2 separate regions of the Homo sapiens genome follow, and region 2 is linked to region 1. The links are chromatin contacts, found by Hi-C or POLR2A ChIA-PET in ENCODE. All regions are on one chromosome and are shown on one strand. The core of a region is the stretch at or near the end of the contact, and the rest is flanking DNA. Distances in the headings are between cores, read along the strand shown. Region 1 overlaps ARID4B (AT-rich interaction domain 4B). Region 2 holds the start of B3GALNT2 (beta-1,3-N-acetylgalactosaminyltransferase 2).

Evidence for each region. Hi-C counts contacts between places; a loop is a spot of excess contacts on that map. ChIA-PET counts read pairs that join two places held with the same protein, here RNA polymerase II (POLR2A). Pooled maps may share reads with other maps.
Region 2: a map of ovary shows a loop between it and region 1 (8-fold over the local background). The contact joins the promoter of B3GALNT2 here to the enhancer-like site in region 1. A Hi-C loop is called at or near these places in 1 of 168 maps with a recorded cell type or tissue (ovary) and 4 of 50 pooled maps. POLR2A ChIA-PET finds 5 or more read pairs at or near these places in 4 of 52 experiments (CD8-positive, alpha-beta memory T cell, H1, MCF 10A and 1 more).

What each region holds. Positions count from the first base shown.
Region 1 is chr1:235,268,831-235,272,971 of GRCh38, reverse strand. The region is part of intron 2 of ARID4B (AT-rich interaction domain 4B); the gene reads left to right. Among named protein-coding and RNA genes, the nearest start is that of ARID4B, 57 kb to the left of the region's middle. RefSeq lists an enhancer at 927-1,515. Within about 2 kb of position 2,196, at least 2 of the 41 ENCODE cell types and tissues checked have a DNase peak (open chromatin) inside an H3K27ac peak, as active enhancers do.
Region 2 is chr1:235,502,524-235,506,664 of GRCh38, reverse strand. It overlaps B3GALNT2 (beta-1,3-N-acetylgalactosaminyltransferase 2), which reads left to right and starts at 2,213. Exons shown (of 12, transcript NM_152490.5): 1 at 2,213-2,524. The coding sequence starts at 2,413. RefSeq lists enhancers at 1,615-1,734, 1,435-2,111 and a silencer at 2,045-2,684.

The sequences.
Region 1 (4,141 bases), core at 947-3,446:
AATGCCCCTATCATTCTTCTCTGTAGTCCTGTACTCATAAGCTTAGCTGCTTAGCTGCTCATACCTATTCTTGAACTGCTTCTGTCACTAATTTCTACGTGATCTGATTGTTAAGTACAAAATCTTCTTTAAAAAGAATGGTAATAATAAATTAATATAGACATTTATTTATATTGAGTGCTTATTACATGTGATTTTATGTGTAATAGGCCACATTGGTATTGTATGTATTTAATATGTAATTTATATTTAATTATAATATGTAATAAATGTATAATATAAAAGTGAACATATGTTTTATTAGTATGATAAACTACACTTTACAAATGTGAAGCTATGCTCAGATAAGTTAAATAATTTTTCCCAAGGATGATGGATCTAGTAAGTTATGAACCTAAAGTTTGATCTCAGATATTGATTCCATAGCTCATGCTTTTTCACCTGTTTATATAAGACGCTTCTGATTATAAGGTATTTTTGAAATATAAATAATATTCAACTTAAGAGGAATCTCATTTAGCAGGGCTTAACTAATGTCTAATCTTTTTTGTGTTAACAATTATCTCATGAATTTCTTCTATATGTAGGTGCTATTCTAGGACCAGGGCATTCATAGGTGAATAAGACACTATTTCTATCTTAAGTAGCTCAGTCTAGAGGACAGATAGGAATCATTAAAATATGGTATAAAATGGTCACTTTTGCAAAATGTTGGTATATTTGGGAAAAGGAAAGTCAGTATATAGTGTTACATCAATGAGTATTTAGCATAAGTTACCAAAGGGCTTACTACAGTAATATTCTGAATCTAGAATGAATTTTGTGACTTAGTGTTTAATACATGTTGTGTGGGTCCGTTTCTTTTGGTCACTAGACAAGTAATTGATAGGTTTTCAAGTGATTAAAGATTGATGTTTCTTGTTGATGACGTCTTTCAAAATCATATTCTTGAGGATATGAAACACGATTAAAAACTTGGTTGGTGGGGATTATTATTATTATTTATTATTATTATTACTTTTTGAGATGGAGTCTCGCTCTGTTGCCCAGGTTGGAGTGCAGTGGCGTGATCTCGGCTCACTGCAACCTCCACCTCCTGGGTTTAAGTGATTCTCGTGACTCAACCCGTGAGTAGCTGGCATTACAGGTGCCTGCCACCATGGCCAGCTAATTTTTTTTATTTTTATTAGAGACAGGGTTTCACTATGTTGGTCAGGCTGGTCTCAAACTCCTTACCTCAGGTGATCTGCCCACCTTGGCCTCCCAAAGTGTTGGGATTACAGGTGTGAGCCACCGTGCCTGGCTGGATTATTATTATTATTTATTTTATTTTATTTTTTTGAAACAGAGTTTCACTTTTGTTGCCCAGGCTGGAGTGCAGTGGTGCAAACTCGGCTCACTGCAATCTCCGCCTCCCGAGTCCAAGTGATACTCCTGCCTCAGCCTCCCAAGTAGCTGGGATTACAGGTGCCTACCACCATGCCTGGCTAATTTTTGTATTTTTAGTAGAGACTGGGTTTCACCATGTTGGCCAGGCTGGACTCGAACTCCTGACTGCAGATGATCCGCCTGTCTCAGCCTCCCAAAGTGTTGTGATTACAGGTGTGAGCCATGGCATCCGACCTATCATTTTTTTAGCTTGGTCATCCAGGCTGGAGTGCAGTGATATAGTCACTGCGGCCACAACCTCCTGGGCTCAAGCAGTTCTCCCACCTCAGCCTCCTTAGTAGCTGGGACCATAAGTGTTCACCACCTCTTCTGGCTTATTTTTCAAAATTATTTGTAGAGATGAAGTCTCGCTATGTTGCCCAGGCTCGTCTCAAACTCCTGGGCTCAAGTGATCCTCCTGCCTTGGTCTCCCGAAGTGCTGGGATTACAGGACTGGCCCAGTAGGGATTTTAAGGATTTTTTTTTTTAAATCAAACTCTTTTAAATGTTCTCCAGATGCTGTCTTTAGTGACTTGTTATACTAAAAAATGTTCTACTTATTGCCTTCTAATCCATGCCAGTAGTTATTACTAACATGCCCAGATACATTAAACCATAACAATGCCAGTTTCTGTTTCTGTTTGTATTCTGAATTTTGAACTGCCTGAATCCTCCACTAGGCTCCTCTAATTTCCAGATCATGAAAGTTTATGTTCTGAGAGTGCTGTTACTCCAAAGAAGATTCATTTGCATTTGAATATGATTGTGACCTCACTAGCAAGATGACAAATAACCTCTTCTCAAGGCAGAGTAGATTGGCTGTGTTACATGAGAAAGCTCCTTTGCTTTTTTGATACTTAGAACAGTGCCTTAAGTATAGTTGGCTTTTAATAATGTCTCTCCCAATTTCTCTCTTGCCTGTTTGCCGAGGCAGAAAATTCTAGTTAGAATATTTCTTTGGAGTTACTTAAATTTCCAGGAATATGCAGATACTCTTCTGTTAATATTTGTGACTATGCAGATATCCCTCTGGTTTATGAGATGTGGATCTAAAATTTACTTATAACCTAAAGTAGCTTAGGTTTTGTCTCCTAAAGTAGCTTAAATTTTAAGAAGATACACAGTGGGGCCATGTAAAAAACCAAAAATAAACTTTAAAAAATTGTAAGAAGAATATTAAGAAATATAGATAACATCCAAAGATTTTCGTGTTTTGGGAAGGGGTTGAGTTTTTTTGTTTTGTTTTGTTTTTTGTTTTTTTGAGACGGAGTCTCTCTCTGTCGCCCGGGCTGGAGTCCAGTGGCATGATCTCGGCTCACTGCAAGCACCACCTCCTGGGTTCACACCATTCTCCTGCCTCAGCCTCCTGAGTGGCTGGGACTACAGGCGCCTGTCATGACGCCCGGCTAATTTTTTGTATGTTTAGTAGAGACGGGGTTTCACCGTGTTAGCCAAGATGGTCTCGATCTCCTGACCTTGTGATCTGTCCGCCTCGGCCTCCCAAAATGCTTGGATTACAGGCGTGAGGCACCGCGCCCGGCTGGCGTTGAGTTTTAAAATATGCAGTAACTCTTACAATCCAGCAAAAAAAACAGACAAACAAAAAACAAAAACAAAAATGAGCAATTCAGAAAGATGGGTAAATAATATAAATAGATAATTAATAGAAAAATATGCAAATGCCCAATAAATATATATTACTTTACAAAATAATTTATTTTCAAATAATTCCAAATTTGCTGTATAAATAGTTCATGTAATCTCCTTCACCAGACTGGCCAGTTGTTAACATTCGATGTCATTTGCTCTATATCTAATTTATCTTTTTCTCTGTGTGTGTGTATACACAGAGAGAGATATATACACAGATTTGTATGTGTGTGTATATATATGTGTGTATATATACACATATATATTGTATACATATATGTGTACATATGTATGTACTCATTATCATTACGTTCAAACTTTTTAAGAGCAAGCTTAAAACACAATGTTCTGTCACCCATTGTACTCCAGTGTGTAATTCCTGATAAATAGAACAGAATAACTTCAACTTCGGTCTGTCTACTTTTTCTCATTTCCAGTTACTCTTGGCAGATATACCACAGAAAGTTGCTCTTTTGATATTACAGTGCAAAACGTTGCACAATTACACCACTAAAAATAATTCAGTAGTATTCAAAGATGATGTGAATATTCTGTTCATCAAACCACCTGTCAGCTTAGCATCTTTTGATAGCTCTCTGAATCAGCCACCTTTATGATGGTTGCCAAACGCTGATTCTCTGTCAGTTCTGTTACAGTTATTAACATTTTAGTATAAGGAAAAGCTTTATCTTTTCTACATTTTAAAACATTCATTCATTCATTCTTGTCAATATGGACTCACGGATTTCATTTTTACTGAATGCATTGTAATTTGTTACCAACTTTTTAAAGTGAGATATAATTAATTTACTGTGGAATACACAGATCTTAAGTTGATCAGTTTGACATACATATATATCCCTAAGGAGATAATAGCACAAATAATATTTATTTTAATGCTCAAACTTTCCCCCATTTGACCAGTAAGAGGAAAACCCCTTCAAGATGCTTCCTGTGTCTGTTTGAAATGTCCCTATCATTAATCGCACCATTTCTTTACTTTCTGACACAAGATGTTTCAGATTCTTCTTGTGCTTTTCTCTGTCCAACCTTGAAATCAACC
Region 2 (4,141 bases), core at 964-3,463, 230 kb before region 1:
ACTTCCCCTCTAGGTTGTTAAGTGAAACAACACCTTGATTATTTAATATATTCGGATGACTTATGTTTATTCTTCCCTTTAGTGCTCATTGTAACTTTGAACAGTTGTTTAAATACTGCTAGTTGATACTGCAATCTGTGTCATTTCAATCCCACACTCACAATTCCCCTACCCGGCCCTAATTGTTATATTTTCCAGAGCAGGAATAACCTTCTAACATGCTGGTTGAGTATATTTCTTTATTATGTCTATAGTCTGCGCCCTACTCCCCATCAACACAGGATAGGGATCTTTATTTTGTTCACTGGTGTATCTAAAGTACCTACAAAAGTGTCTGGTACATAATAGACACTCAATAAGTATTTGTCGAATGACTAGCTCTGCTGAAATGAGGGATTAGTCCTCTTTTTAGGATAACTCATTCTAATTCACAAAATGAAAATTTTACAATATCAACAGAGGCCATTTACTACCTTTCCTGAGGATAAAAATAGTATACTTTTTCTGGCAACCAATTATTACTTTCTTGCCTTTTCTTTTTATTTTTTTTTTGTTTGTTTGTTTGTTTTTGAGACAGAGTCTCGTTCTGTCACCCAGGCTGGAGTGCAATGGCGCGATCTCGGCTCACTGCAACCTCCGCCTCCTGGGTTCAAGCGATCCTCCTGCCTCAGCCTCCTGAGTAGCTGGGACTACAGGTGCCCACCACTACGCCAGACTAATTTTTGTATTTTTAGTAGAGACAGGGTTTCACCATGTTACCCAGGCTAGTCTCGAACTCCTGCCCTCAAGTGATCCGCCCACCTCGGCCTCCCAAAGTGCTGGGATTACACGCATGAGCCACGGCGAGCCAAAGTACTTTTTTCCCTTAAGCCTGTTTGAGTTGGGTCTTCTGTCATCCAAGACTTTTTTTCAATAATACAGTCACCTTCTGTTTCCACACTTGTGGAAACTTAAAAAAAAAAAAAAAAAAACCGCGGCCGAGCGCGGTGGCTCACGCCTGTAATCCAAGCATTTTGGGAGGCCGAGGCGGGCGGATCACCTGAGGTCAGGAGCTGGAGACCAGCCTGGCCAACATGGCGAAACCTCGTCTCTACAAAAAAAATACAAAAATTAGCTGGGCGCAGTGGCGGGCGCCTGTAATCCCAGCCACTCAGGAGGCTGAGGCAGGAGAATCGCTTGAACCCAGGAGGCGGAGGTTGCAGCGAGCCGAGATCGCGCCATTGCACTACAGCTTGGGTGACAGAGTGAGACTCCGTCTCAAAAACAAAAGCAGAAACAAAAACCGCCCCATAGCCCAGCCGCTCGTTCTCATCCTTCTCTCCCATCCTCACCCCAGTGCCTTCACCGCCCCGTCCCCGCTTTCCGGCTGCCTCGGCGCGGGCCTGGTGGGCCAGGAGGGCTCCCACCCGGGGCAAAGCCTCAAGACGCGGGGCCGGCGTTCTCCCTGGAAGGCTCGCTGCGGCCACCCTTCCCCAGGTCCCCGGAGCCCACGTTCTCCCAGCTCGCCCGGCTCCCGTTTCGCTCCCAGCTCCAGTATGAACCCGGAGCACGTGCAGTTCTACCCTGATTGGCTCGTCATCATCGTGTTCCACAGCCTAGTCCCCAGCTCGCTGTCTGTCACCCTGCGTTCCCAGAGCACAGAACCGGGCAAAGAGCCGGGAACCCACGGCACCAGAGCTAATCCCTGATGAGTCACCGCTCCAGGCGCGGACACTCGGGCTTCCTCGCCCCACTCTACGGGCCAAGGAGACGTCAGCAGGATCCCACCTCCCACAGCAGTCGAGCAAGAGAGCACGCGGAACAAAGGAGCTCTGCGTGATTTCACACAAGAGCCACTCGGATTTCCTTCAAATCTGAGGCAAAGCGCATTTCCCTTCGCGGCTCCGGGCAGCCTCCGAGCACCGGGTCTCCGGCACTACCTCCCCTGGGCCGTGGGGTGGCAGCAAACGTCAAGGGGGATGCGCATGCTCTGTGTGGGGCCTCGCCCTTCGCCCCCGCGGCCGCCGAGTGACGGAAGCGCGTGCTTAGGCTCATGGGAAATGTGGTTTCTAAACCGCGGGCGCCCCCTGCCTGGGCCCAGAGCGGGACTTCAGCTCCCGGCCGGCTGGCTGGCGCGTGTGGAAACGCGGGAGGAGAGGGCGGGGCGAGTGGGAGAAAAGGTGGGCGGAGCCGGTGGGAAGGCCAGGCGGAGGGGGCGGGGCTTCGGCCGGCTAAGCCGCGGCCACCCGCGGTCTGAGGGACCGGAGGAGCGGGGCCGGGAGCTGCGAGGAGCCCCCCAGACGTCGCCGAGCGCGAGGGCGGGCGTGCTCGGAGTGGTCGCTCGTCAGCCGCCGCCCCTCAGTCTCCGCACTTGCAGGTCCCCTCCCTCTCCGCCGGGACGCGGGAGAGCCCGGCTCGCGGCGGGGGCGGCCAATGCGAAACTGGCTGGTGCTGCTGTGCCCGTGTGTGCTCGGGGCCGCGCTGCACCTCTGGCTGCGGCTGCGCTCCCCGCCGCCCGCCTGCGCCTCCGGGGCCGGCCCTGCAGGTGAGGTCCTGGGGCCGGGCGGGTTGGCGGCCGCCGGGGGGGTGGGAGGCCCGGCTTGGTGCCGCGGGGCTTCGCCGGGAATTGTTGGAGGCGGGGGAAGGGCCAAACGCGACGGTCCCCAGACGAAACAAACGGCTCTTTTCATCCTTGGAGCGTTAACATCGGGCAAACTTGAGGGAGCTTTTCTCTTTTCGTGTCCCCGCCTCTTCTCACTTCCCCGTTTCCCTTAACGCCCGCAGAGCCGGCGCCCGCAGTTGCAAGTCCTTCGCCTGTCCCCAGGCCTGGTTAGTGATGTCCGACGCCGCCCGTTCGCCCGGGAGCGGAACCTCGTGTGCCCTTCAGCCGCCAGCGCTTTCTGCTTTGGGAGCTCTGGCTCTGAAGTTGTTTTCTTCCCCCCCAAGTTGTTGGTCTTTCTCGGTCAAGACTGGGGTTTTAGTGCCGTGGATAATGTGTGTGCGTGTTTTCAAAGGTGGCTCGGTTTTGCTTTTAAGGAATAACTTTGCTGTAAGAATATACTGTAGTTCGTATTCTTGGATTATGATGTAAGTCGGTTAAACAAATCTAGACATGAAATAGGGCATGGCCGAGAGTTGGAGTTGTTCCTGTGAGTTTGGATCGCATAACCTGCTAATGCAGTTTACATGGAAATATCAAATTCTTTAACGATCGTGTCCATTTGCTCTAAAACTTAATCTCTCGTAGGAATGAAACCTTTGTTCTTGTTTCGCGTCACAGCCTAATAGAATGCTTTACTTACGGTGCCCAGCGGATTGTTTTGTTAGTGGGTTCCACCACCCTGAACACTACTTTAGCTTTCCCTGTATCTCTTGTCTTCTTCTTTAAGGGCTTGCCCTAGAACATGAAAGAAACCTAGAAAGCTCTTTTAAATATTATGTAATACTTAATTTTGTAACTATACTGGGACTTTTTTCCCTTACCATCTCTCCCCAAAACAGCTGTTTTCTAATCCAAAAGTTCTTAAAATTAGAATTGAGTGTTTGCAGTTCAGCACTCTATGCCTTATAAGTAGAAAGTATTCGGCAATCCTCAAAACAGTCTCAGTTATATGAAATTATGTTGAGGTTATTTTGGTAACAATCTCTTTTCCTATTAGATCACTAGCTCTTTGAAAAGGATTTGTGTGACCTGAATAGAATTAAACACTATTTAAGTGATTTAATGAAAGTACAGTGTTGCTATGCACTTAACCAGTTGATGGGGTCAGGGTTTTGCTCAGTGTTTTTTAGGTTTTTGTGAAGTGAACTAAGAAGAGAACGCCATATATAAAAAATGCTTTGTAACAGCTGCTTGTGTGTTACAGGTTTCTCTCTTTTGTTATGAGTGAGCCCTGCTGGAATCTCCTTGTAGAGCGTCATTAAGTCTGTTTATGGCCTTAATGGTTGTTTAGGGTTCAGTAAAACAAACAAAAACTGAAATGTTAGTAGACTTCAAACTGAAATCTTAGTAGACTTGCTAGGCAGTTTTCTAGTTTGAGACAAGTTTTTCCTACTCCCTTACTGCACTTGAAGGATGATGCCTTTATCTGCCATCCAGTAGTTAGACCAGGCTAGATTAAGGAAATGAAGAAGTAGACCATAGAAAGGAACAGGGTAATAA